2 separate regions of the Homo sapiens genome follow, and region 1 is linked to region 2. A link is an interaction called in ENCODE POLR2A ChIA-PET data of the cell type or tissue named here. Cell type or tissue: MCF 10A. All regions are shown on one strand. Each heading gives the region's core, and the rest is flanking DNA. Links, peaks and the distances in the headings are about the cores only.

The links. ChIA-PET counts read pairs that join two places held together with the same protein. Peaks named below come from ENCODE experiments on the same cell type or tissue, not always from the same donor. Only the 100,000 strongest peaks of a DNase experiment are listed, where the experiment ranks them.
Region 1: POLR2A ChIA-PET joins it to region 2 with 5 read pairs; 9 of 35 experiments call an interaction of 5 or more read pairs at or near these places.

Annotation. Positions count from the first base shown.
Region 1 is chr22:40,134,829-40,140,210 of GRCh38, forward strand. It overlaps a transcript of TNRC6B not described here. Among named protein-coding and RNA genes, the nearest start is that of TNRC6B, 40 kb to the right of the region's middle. In MCF 10A, for the core only: no CTCF peak of the experiment used is centred there; no DNase peak of the experiment used is centred there.
Region 2 is chr22:40,193,739-40,199,120 of GRCh38, forward strand. All of the region lies in intron 1 of TNRC6B (trinucleotide repeat containing adaptor 6B), which reads left to right. Among named protein-coding and RNA genes, the nearest start is that of TNRC6B, 19 kb to the left of the region's middle. RefSeq lists enhancers at 1,544-2,078, 2,079-2,611. In MCF 10A, for the core only: a CTCF peak has its summit at 320; a DNase peak (open chromatin) is centred at 3,073.

The DNA of each region.
Region 1 (5,382 bases), core at 53-5,052, 59 kb before region 2:
CTGTAAATCTAAACCTGTTCTAAAAAATAAAGTTTTCATATATTTTTAAGACTCCATTACCAAGACAGCATTTTATTTCTCATAATTCTGTGTTTTCCTGGGCTCACTAGGGCAGTTCTTCTCTTCCAAAGTGGTATTGGCTGGAGTTACAGTCATCTGGAGGCCCAATTGGCCAGAAATGCCTGAAAGGGCCCACTCACATGGCTGGCAGTTGGTATTGGCTGTCAGCTAGGAGACCAACTTGAGGCTGTTGACCCAAGGTTCTCCTCCATATGACCTCTGCATGCCTTGGGTTTCTCACAGCATGGTGGCAGGGATTCAGGAGGGAGCATTCCAACTGTGCAGGAGCTGCAGACACCTTAAGCCCAGCCTTAGAAGTCACCCAGCTTTGCTTCTTCCCCAGTCTGTTGAATTAAAGCAAGTCACAGGACCATCCCAGACTCAAGGGGAGGAGAAACAGACCCCACCTTTCAGTGGGAAGACTGACCTTAAATATGAGATCATCTTTCATCCACCATACAGCGACTAGAGTGTTGGGTGCCAGGGAGACGGGGGCATGGCAGAGCCCAGATTATCTTAGGCTGAAGAGTTTCAAGAATAGACCACAGATTAAACAAATTTATTTTATTTTATTTTTATTTTAGCAACCTTATTGACACCTTGAAGTAGCAAATTTTTTTTTGTTTAATAGAAACATGTTCTTGCTCTTTTGCCCAAGCTGTAGAGCAGTGATGTGATGATGGCTTGCTGAAACCTTGAATTTAATGGGCTCAAGTGATCTTCCCACCTCAGCCTCCGGAATAGCTGAGACTACAGGTGTGCCACCATGCCTGGCTAGTTTTTCTTACTTTTTCTGTAGAGACTGGGTCTCACTATGTTGGCCAGGCTGGTCTCAAACTTCTGACTCAAGTGATCCTCCTGCCTCGGCCTCCCAAAGTGCTGAGATTACAGATGTGAGCCACTGCAGCCAACCAAAGCAGCAGACTTTTAAAGCAGGGAAATGAGATGTACATTTTACTTTATGATTTGCTGTGTTAGGATAACTGGTGTTGATGTAGAGAGGGTAGGTAGACTAGAATATCTGTATCTTTACATTCAGCTTCTCTAAAAGAAAAGAGGATTTAATAGGCCTACTTCAGCCTGTGGACTGATTTCCATTGGGTCCTGAGTTCTCAGGAGTTAGGAGAGCAAGAACCGTAGGTGAGGAAGTAGATCCCATAGAAGGTCAAATGAATTGGGAGGCGAGGACTGGCATTTCTGGCACGGTCTCCAGACCTGATGTAATCTTTCTTTATGGTTCTTAACAAAGATAGATTGGAATGCTTAAACTCTGTAGCCATTTCTCACTTTAAATGTAATGTAACTTAGGTCGATATTCTAAATGAGTTGGTGTTAGCTTACTAGTTGTAGAGATTCTGTAGCTCTAGACTTGAAATGTTCATTTTTTAAGTGAAATCTAAAACAGATATAGTAAAATTTGTTATAGAGCTGAGCCGTTGGGTGTCTGTGATCATATTCTCTGTACCTTTGTGTATGTTTATCTTGTGTGTGTGTGTGTGTGTGTGTGTGTGTGTATACTTTTTTTTTTGAGGCAGAGTGTTGCTCTGTCGCGTAGGCTGGAGTATAGTAGCCTGAACACAGCTCATTGCAGCCTGAACCTCTTGGGCTCCAAGGGATCCTCCTGCCTCAGCCTCCCGTGTAGCTGGGACCATAGATGCATGCCACCACACCGAGCTAAATTTTTTTTTTTTAACTCTTTTTGTAGAGACATGGTCTCACTATGTTGCCTAGGCTGGTGTTGAACTCCTGGGCTCAAGAGATCCTCCCACCTTAGCCTCCGAAAGTGTTGAGATTACAGGCATGAGCCACCATGCCTGGCCTGTATATTTAAATATTTATAATAAAACAATAAAAGTAAGCTCTAGGGTTTCAAATTTATAGCTATATATTTAAGTACCCACGTGTTTCTACTAATTACTGCAAATAAATATTTACTGAATCAGGAAGCTAACATTTTAGCTATTAATATAACATTATCATTATCAAAGGCAGCAAGTAAACGTAGTCTTTGTCTACAGAGAATAAAGTCATCTGTTGATTTGCTTAACATTAAAGATAGTTAAATAGGGTAACTTAGACATAAAATACACAGTAGTATTTGAATGATCTGTTTTAATTGGTTTCATTGACAAAGAACTGCAAGATCTGTTCTTAATATTAAGTGCTCATTTAGTCAAGAAAAGTGTTACACAGAAGTATTTTAGGAACTTGGTAATTTGTTTTGTTTGTGTTTTGGTAGGGGATGCAGAGAAAAAAGATTTACCCATTGTTTAATAAAGTCTTTTGCTTTCCAGAGCTTAGGATATCTCTACCTTAGGCTGGATCTGCTTTAGCAAAAGTGATAACAAGATTTCATGGATTTTGGTATTCTGAGAGCAGATTGGAAAAGCAAACATGCAGCGCAAGTGCTTTCCCCATTTGTTTACGTAGCTGGTAAGCAACATCATTTGGGTTGAACTCCAGGCCTGTCTGACTCCAGAGGCCATAGTAGTTCAATACTCCATCCTGGACAAGTTACACGGCAGAGTAATCAGCTGTTTCCTTATGTCAGATAAACTTACTGGAAAAGTCAGTTTATAGAACTATAGACTTCTATAGGTACAGAAGAATCCCTAAGAAGGGAGAGGGTGCTTTGTGCGTATTCAGAGCCACACATTTCTCCGGAGAAGAGATGGTTAGAGCATTGAGAGATGTCTGTGAGACCCTGGAGATGGAGTTAGAAGCAGAACCCCTGCAGGCAATAGGGAACTATTGAAGGATGTTAAGCAGGGGAGAAACCTGATGATCTGATGCATATTTTAGAAAGATGGACCTGCCGGGCCTGGTGGCCCACACCTATAATCCCAGCACTTTGGGAGGCCGAGGCGGGTGGATTACTTGAGGTCAGGAGTTCCAGACCAGCCTGGCCAACATGGTGAAACCGCATCTCTACTAAAAATACAAAAATTAGCCGGGCATGGTGGCAGGCGCCTGTAATCCTAGCTACTTGGGAGGCTGAGGCAGGAAAATCGCTTGAATTGGGAGGCAGAGGTTGCAGTGAGCCGAGATCACACCACCACACTCCAGCCTGGACAACAAAGCTAGACTGTATCTCAAAAAAAAAAAAAAAAAGAATGACCTGGCAGGAGTGTGGAGAAATGATTACCAACAGGCTGTAAAATGGAGACACGGAAACCAGTTAGGAGAGTTAGGAGTCCCCTCAGGAAGACTGAGGAAGGCTTTTGAAATAAGGCAGTAACAGTGGTCTGCAGAGGAGGGGACTGACAGGAGAAGCATACAGGAAGGATGGGAGGAGAGCACAAATCTGCAAAGAGTGGGTTAAATGATGCCATGTGAAATAGGAGATAGAGCAAGGTATTGGATGTAGCTGTTGTTACTGTTATCGTTATTTTTTTGAGACGGAGTCTCGCTCTGTTGCTCAGACTATTGTGTAGTGGTATGATCTCAGCTCACTGCAACCTCTGCCTCCCAGGCTCAGGAGATTCTCCTGCCTCAGCCTCTTGAGTAGCTGGGATTACAGGCACACACCACCATGCCCAGCTAGTTTTTGTATTTTTAGTAGAGACGGGGTTTCGCTATGTTGGCCAGACTGGTCTCGAATTCCTGACCTCAGGTGATCCGCCTGCCTTAGCCTCCCAAAGTGCTGGGATTACAGGCATGAGCCACCACGCCTGGCCTGTTACTGTTACTTTTAACTGGGTGTGGATTTTGAAATACTGAGGCACCTGCAGGCAGCCCAGGTAAAACTAAATTAGTAGGCATTTTAGAGCTCAGTAGAGAGAGAGGACATCAAGATACGTATTAGGAGTTCTCAGCATATAGGAATAGATGGGGCTGGGAGATGAGAAAAGGCTCAAGTATAGAACTGTAGGAAGTATTTCAGACTGTGTCCAACCTGAGCATGGATAAGAATTCACTCTCTCAAAGTACCAAAACAAACAAAACCCCAAACAGCAATTCAAAGTACTAAAAAAAAGTAAAAATAAAGGTAAATTAAGGAAAGAAAAGAATTAACTTGGATGTTCTTTCCTTTTCCTTTTCAGCAGCTTTATTAAGGTATACTTTACATCCTATAAAACTTACCCATTTATAGTATACAGCTCAATGGTTTTCAGTGTATTCACAGAGTTGTACCACCATCACTGCCATCTAATTTAAGAACATTGTCATTACTCCAAAAAGAAACTGTATCCATTAGCAGTCACTCTCTATTCCCTTTCCTCCCAGGCACAGGCAACCACTAATCTTTCCATCTCTACAGAATCACCTATTCTGAACATTCCATATAAATAGAATCATACAGTATGTTTTCCTTCTGTGTGATGTGAGACTTCTTTCAGTTAGCATCATGTTTTCAAGGCTATCCATGTTAAGCACATTATCAGTGCCTCAGTCCTTTGAATGGCTGAATAATACCCTATTGCATGGGTGTACGCATTTTTTTTTTTTTTTTTTTTGAGATGGAGTCTTGCTCTATGGCCCAGGCTGGATGGAGTGCAGTGGTGCGATCCTGGCTAACTGCAGCATCTGCCTCCTGGGTTCCAGTGATTCTCCTGCCTCACCCTCCTGAGTAGCTGGGATTACAGGCGCATGCTGCCATGCCCAGCTAATTTTTGCATTTTTAGTAGAGATGGGGTTTCACCATGTTGGCCAGGCTGGTCTCGAACTCCTGACATCAGGTGATCCTCCTGCCTTGGCCTCCCAAAGTGCCGGGATTACAGGCGCGAGCCACTGTGCCTGGCCTGCATTTTATTTATATACTCAACAGTTGATGAATATTTGGATGATTCCCACCTTTTGACTGCTATGAACATTAATAATATTATGAAATGAACATTTTAATGCTGCTTTGAACATTTGTGTACAAGTTTTTGTGTGGAATATATTTTCATTTCTCTTAGTTATATACCTAGGAGTGGAACTGCTGGGTCATATGGTTTAACTTTTTGAGGAACTGCCAAACTGTTTTTCAAGTGACTACACCATTTTATATTCTCACCAGAAATGCACGAGGGTTCCAGTTTGTCTGCATCATCACCAATACTTGTTATTGTCATCCAAAAGCTTTAACGTTTTAGCCCCCACAGTTAGGTCTGTGATCCGCCTCAAATTAAGTTTTGTATATAGTATGTGACATAGAGGTCATGGTTCATACATTTCCATGTGGTTATCCAGTTCCTCCAGCACCTTTTCCTCACTGAATTACATTAGTCTTCTGATAGTTTGTTTCCAATTGTGAAGTCTTATGCTTTAAGTTCAAAAGAATCAATTATACAACTATAGGATGGGCAAAACCAGTATACCAGCAGTGTCCAGACAATG
Region 2 (5,382 bases), core at 253-5,252:
GAGGGAGTTCTCCTGGGAAGCATTCACTGTTTCTGTAAAGTAGGAATAGGAGGTGAAGTCTGAGTGGGAAAAAGAACTTGAAGTAAGATAAAACATGTGGAACAGCGCCACCCACCCTCCAAAAAAAAAAGAAAGACTGCAAAGAGAACCGGCTGCCAGCCCTAAGAGCTTCACTGAGAGAGGAGATGCGTTATATGTAATTGCAGTGATCTGTGGCTGTGCAGGGGTTTTTTTTCCCCAGCAAGGGAAGGTGAAGAACACAGTTAGTTGGGGTTGGGGTTTGTCTGAGGTTGCGTGAGGATAGGCTTAGAAAGGTAGTGTGGGATAACCAGGGGGCAAGGTCTTTGGAGAATGCTGGTGAATATGCATGACAGTGCGTGTTAGGTTGAGAATAAAAGAACCAGGGGCAGGCAAATGGTCTGAAGAAAAGGAAAAGAAGAAGGAGTCTGGGTTGGAGGAGGTGGGAATTTACATCTTGGAAGGGCTTAAGATAGCACTTCCTGGGGTAAACCCCGGGCAGAGCATTCCTGTGTGCTTTACCTGTGCTAACTCATTTCATCTTCATGAAGACCCTGTGAGCTGGTGCGGAGAGACTGTGTTGCCCGAGGCTACACAGGTAGGAAGTGACCCCGATGGCCTCGGCTGCTGAGCTTCTGTGCTTGGGCATTATGGTATTCTGCCCTAGGAAGAAACCAGACAAAATACTTCTCCCAGGCCAGGTAGCATTGCAGTAGCTTCCTGAAGTTGCTGGGCCAGCTTTCCTTCCAGAAGAAATATTTGGCGTGGTGTGGAAGGGGGCTGTGAACTGTCTCCTCCCTTTTAGAAGAAATATCTGTATTTCAGGTAGCAGTGTCCTTGATACAGAACTCTTAGTTTTCCCCACCTGCTTTGCACATGCTTGAATGTCCTTTAATAGGAAACAAAGATGCCTAACATCTCACAATTGGGAAAGGCTTTAAATGCAATCAGCCTGTGAATTCTCTGAGCTGTAGCAGCTTCTGTGTTTACTTGTCCTCCCCCCACCAATAGAGAAGAAAAGCCAGAGTGGCTGGTCCCTCCACCAGCTTGGGGAAGGGGAGGGGGAGACTTTTAGGCACTGTGGTCCCTAAAAGGAGGCGAACTGGTGTTTCCTGCTACAGAACACTGGTGCATCTGCAGTGGTTTGGGGAGGACGTCTGAGTCCTGTGATGTATCACTCAGGGTCTAGGCCCTTTGTAAACCCAGGGGAGACCTGCTTTAAATTTTGCTGGGAGCCCTCCTTTAAATTTTGCTTGGAGGCCTTTTGGAAGCGCAGAGGCTTTGCAAATGACACATGCAGACAGCTTTATCCTTCTGTGTGAAGAAGAATTATTTGCAGAGACAACAATGTATGTTCATGGTACCTTTTTTGTTTGCATTTTTTAAATGTCTGGCTTTGCTCTTGAGGCAATTTGGAAGGATTGCCACTATATTTTCTTGGATGTAAACAAATTATAATGGTTTTAAAAGAAACAACACACCAAAACCACATCATCTTACATGCCAAGGAAGTTTAGATATTTCAGATATTGAAAATATAGAGCAAATAGATCATCTGGCATTATTTACTGATAATTCTTAGATTAATTCCTGATCCCAGTGTTTTCTTTTGAGGCCACGTGTTTGAAATGTCTAACCTGCTGGGACCTTTCCAGCTCTGCTTGATTCACTATTAGGGACTAGCTTTTTTGCCTTTGTCGTCTTCTCTTTTTTTTAATTTATTAGAGACAGGGCTTTGCTCTGTCACCCAGGCTGGAGTGCAATGGCACGATCTTAGCTCACTACAGCCTCAAACTGGAGCCAAACAATACTCCTGGGTTAGCCTCCCAAGTAGTTAGGACTACAGGTGCACACCACCACACCTGGCTAAATTTTTCTGTAGAGACGGGGCCTTGATATGTTGCCCAGGCTGGTCTCAAACTGCTGACCTCAGGCAATCCTCCTGCCTTTGCCTCCCAAGGTGCTGGGATTATAGGCATGAGCCACCATCCTCAGCTTTATTTTGTTTTGTTTTGTTTTGTTTTGTTTTTTGAGACGGAGTCTCGCTCTGTCGCCCAGGCTGGAGTGCAGTGGCGCAATATCAGCTCACTGCAAGCTCCACCTCCCAGGTTCACACCATTCTCCTGCCTCAGCCTCCCCAGCAGCTGGGACTACAGGCGCCCGCCACCACGCCCAGCTAATTTTTTTTGTTTGTTTGTATTTTTAGTAGACGGGGTTTCACCGTGTTAGCCAGTATGGTCTCAATCTCCTGACCTCGTGATCCGTCTGCCTCAGCCTCCCAAAGTCCTGGGATTACAGGTGTGAGCCACCGCGTCCAGCCTTTTTTTTTTTTCTTTTTAATACACTGCTAGGTTGGCCCATAGTGCATCATATTGTTAACACCTTTGATTTTAAAAATTGCTTACCTCTAATGGATTTTTTTCTTTTTTTGAGACAGGGTCTCAGTCTGTTGGAGTGCAATGTCACAATCTCAGCCTCAACCTACCGGGCTCAAGCAGTCCTTCCATCTCAGCTACCAGAGTAGCTGGGGCTACAGGCTCCACCACCATGCCTGGCTAATTTTTTTGTAGAGGTGGGGCTTTCTAATGGATTTTTAATAATGTGATCTTCTTCTATCACATGTTAAATCCTAATAGTTACTGGTACTTAATAGATCTAGAGGTAAAAACCAGATAACCCACCACTGAATAAATGAGTGCCTCAGTGGTCCAGGACCCTAAAACTGGGCCTCGTTGGAGTCTCTAGGACTTGTTGGCACCTTTATTTGGAAGTCAGGGTAGAAAAAACAGCTTATTTGTTCATTTCTTTCTCCTAGAATATTTCTATTCTCCTGAGGCAGGGATGAGTTGGTTGCTCATTTTTAGATTATGGAACTCTTGCTGATGTTTTTTTCTGGAACTCTTGCTGATGTTTTTTTCTGGTTTCCCTTTGTTTGGGTCGGGGCAGTGATAGGGCAGATGTGGTTCAGGCTCGCAGTTATGACCTGTACTCTGCAGTAGCTTCTCTCTGAGGTTCTGTGTAACCAAATTTTAAAACATTGCTCTGAGTCATGCTGAGTTTTTCCATAAGGCTCTGGTCGGGGGGAAGGGACATGAACTGATTCATTAAGTGCCTATTATGCTGCACACACTTCCATTACCTCATTTAGTCCTCCCAACAACCTGATGTGGAGGATGGTTTTATCTTCATAAGAAAAAAGGAGTGCTGACAGCTCAGTGACCAGGCTGCAGCCATGTACACATGAGGAGGTGGAGGAACTGGGTGCTGTAACTCCACCAAAATTTTCTTCTCTTCCCAAGCTGCCTTAAACACAGTGCAGAGTGATTTGCTAATTGATTGGTTGAATCCCTGTATTATAAAGTGGAGTGTCTTAAAATATGGATGCAGATGACGGGAACAGCTTGCTGGCTTTATGGTGTCCTCAGCACTGCATTCATGATAAACAACAGGAGAATGAGACTGTGCTGATCGTGTGCAGAATAGGAGGTCTTTGGGAGCATCCCTGGCTGGCTGCTGAAAGGTGTTTTTCTTGTTTTTTTTTGAGACAGAGTCTCACACTGTTGCCCCTCGCTGGAGCGCAGCACATGGCTTGATCTCAGCTCACTGCAACCTCCACCTCCCGGGTTCAAGCGATTCTCCTGCTTTTCAGCCTCCCAAGTAGCTGGGATTACAGGTGCCTGCTACCACACCCAGGCTGATTTTTTGTATTTTTAGTAGAGACGGGGTTTCACTATGTTGGCCAGGCTGTTCTCAAACTCCTGACCTCATGATCTACCCCCCTCGGCCTCCCAAAGTGCTGAGATTACAAGCATGAGCCACCGCACCCAGCCGAAAGGCGTTTTTCTTTTTCTTTTTTTTTTTTTTTGAGACAAGTCTTGTTCTGTTGCCCAGGTTGGAGTGCAGTGGTGCGATTCATAGTTCAGTGCAGCCTCGACCTTCTGGGCTCAAGCTGAGATCCTCCTGTCTCAGCCACGCAAGTAATTGGGACTACAGGCATGAGCCACCGTGCCTGGCTAATTAAAAAAAACTTCTTTTAACAGAGACAGGGTCTCCCTGTGCTGCTCAGGCTGGTCTTGAACTCCTGGGCTCAAGTGATTCTCCCACCTCAGCCTCCCAAAGCGCTGGGATTACAAACATGAGCCACCATGCCTGGCCCATTTTTTCTTTTTAAGCAACATGACAGATTAACTAAAAAAGAAAAATCACTGAATGGTTAAAAAGTTTACTTCAGGTGATTAATTGAAAAACCAATTGATTAATAAAGACATTTTTAAAGGATCTAAACTGTATTGAGTTTAAGTTGTAATTCTTAAAGCATAATCAGAAGGCTTATCAAAGCTATAACGAAGAAAATAGAAGTCATTTGTAATTAGACAATAATTAAAGGCAAGTACATGCCCAGTGATTTTAAAGTGCTTGAAAACAATTAGTTTTCTTAAGTAGGTTAAATATCTGGGTTACAAGCTTGTTTACACTATTAATTTACTTAGCAAACCTGTTCTTCATAGATGATGCAAAGTTGAATTTTAGTTTGGCCGTCTGAATTATTACAAGTTCTAACTTAACAGATATTCTTTAAAAAATACATTTTTACATTAATTCTTTTTAATTTTAAAAGCATTCTTCTTTTCTCTCTCTTTTCCTTCCTGAACAGTTCAGTCCTAGAGGCTATTAAGTGGGCTCAGCAAGGTGTTGGCCTGGCCAGGGGTATCAGAGCCTGAGTAGGATGAGGAGGGAGGGTCTGGTGTGCTGTGTCAGAGCCCAGGAGAGGTGAGAAGGGCATCCATTGCTTCTGGGATGCCCTTCCTGTATTGATTGGTTGAATATAGGAGGATTGATGAAATAAGTATGTTCAGGATAATGGCCCCCAGCAGCTCTCACTGTTGAAGAACATTACAGATATTGGAAAGGAGACAGCTAGAATTAACCCTGTGATGCTAGATCGGAATCAGAAGTATTGGTGTGAATGCCTGGATTTTAATAAGGACCGATAAAAATAGCAATAAAATCTTTGCAAAAGGCATGCATGCATGTGTATTTATATGCATATGTGTGTGCACATACATACGCACATCTGTTTCCTAGTTCTGTTGGTAGTAGAGGGGGAGGGTGCCTGGGAACAGCAGTATTCCAATAGCAGTGAGTGTATCAGGTTTCTAGATCTTGGCTTCTATATCCCATTTTCCACTAAAAGGAACCCCAGCTGCTTGGAGAAATGGCTGATTATAGGATTGGAGCAGGAATGTTTAACATGAGCCTGGAACATCTTGGGTTAGAAAGCAAAGAAGTCTTCAAAGAGTGATGAAAACATGCCAAAAGGACCCAGAGTCAGTTTGAAGCGGTTCCCACTGGCCAAATCTGAGT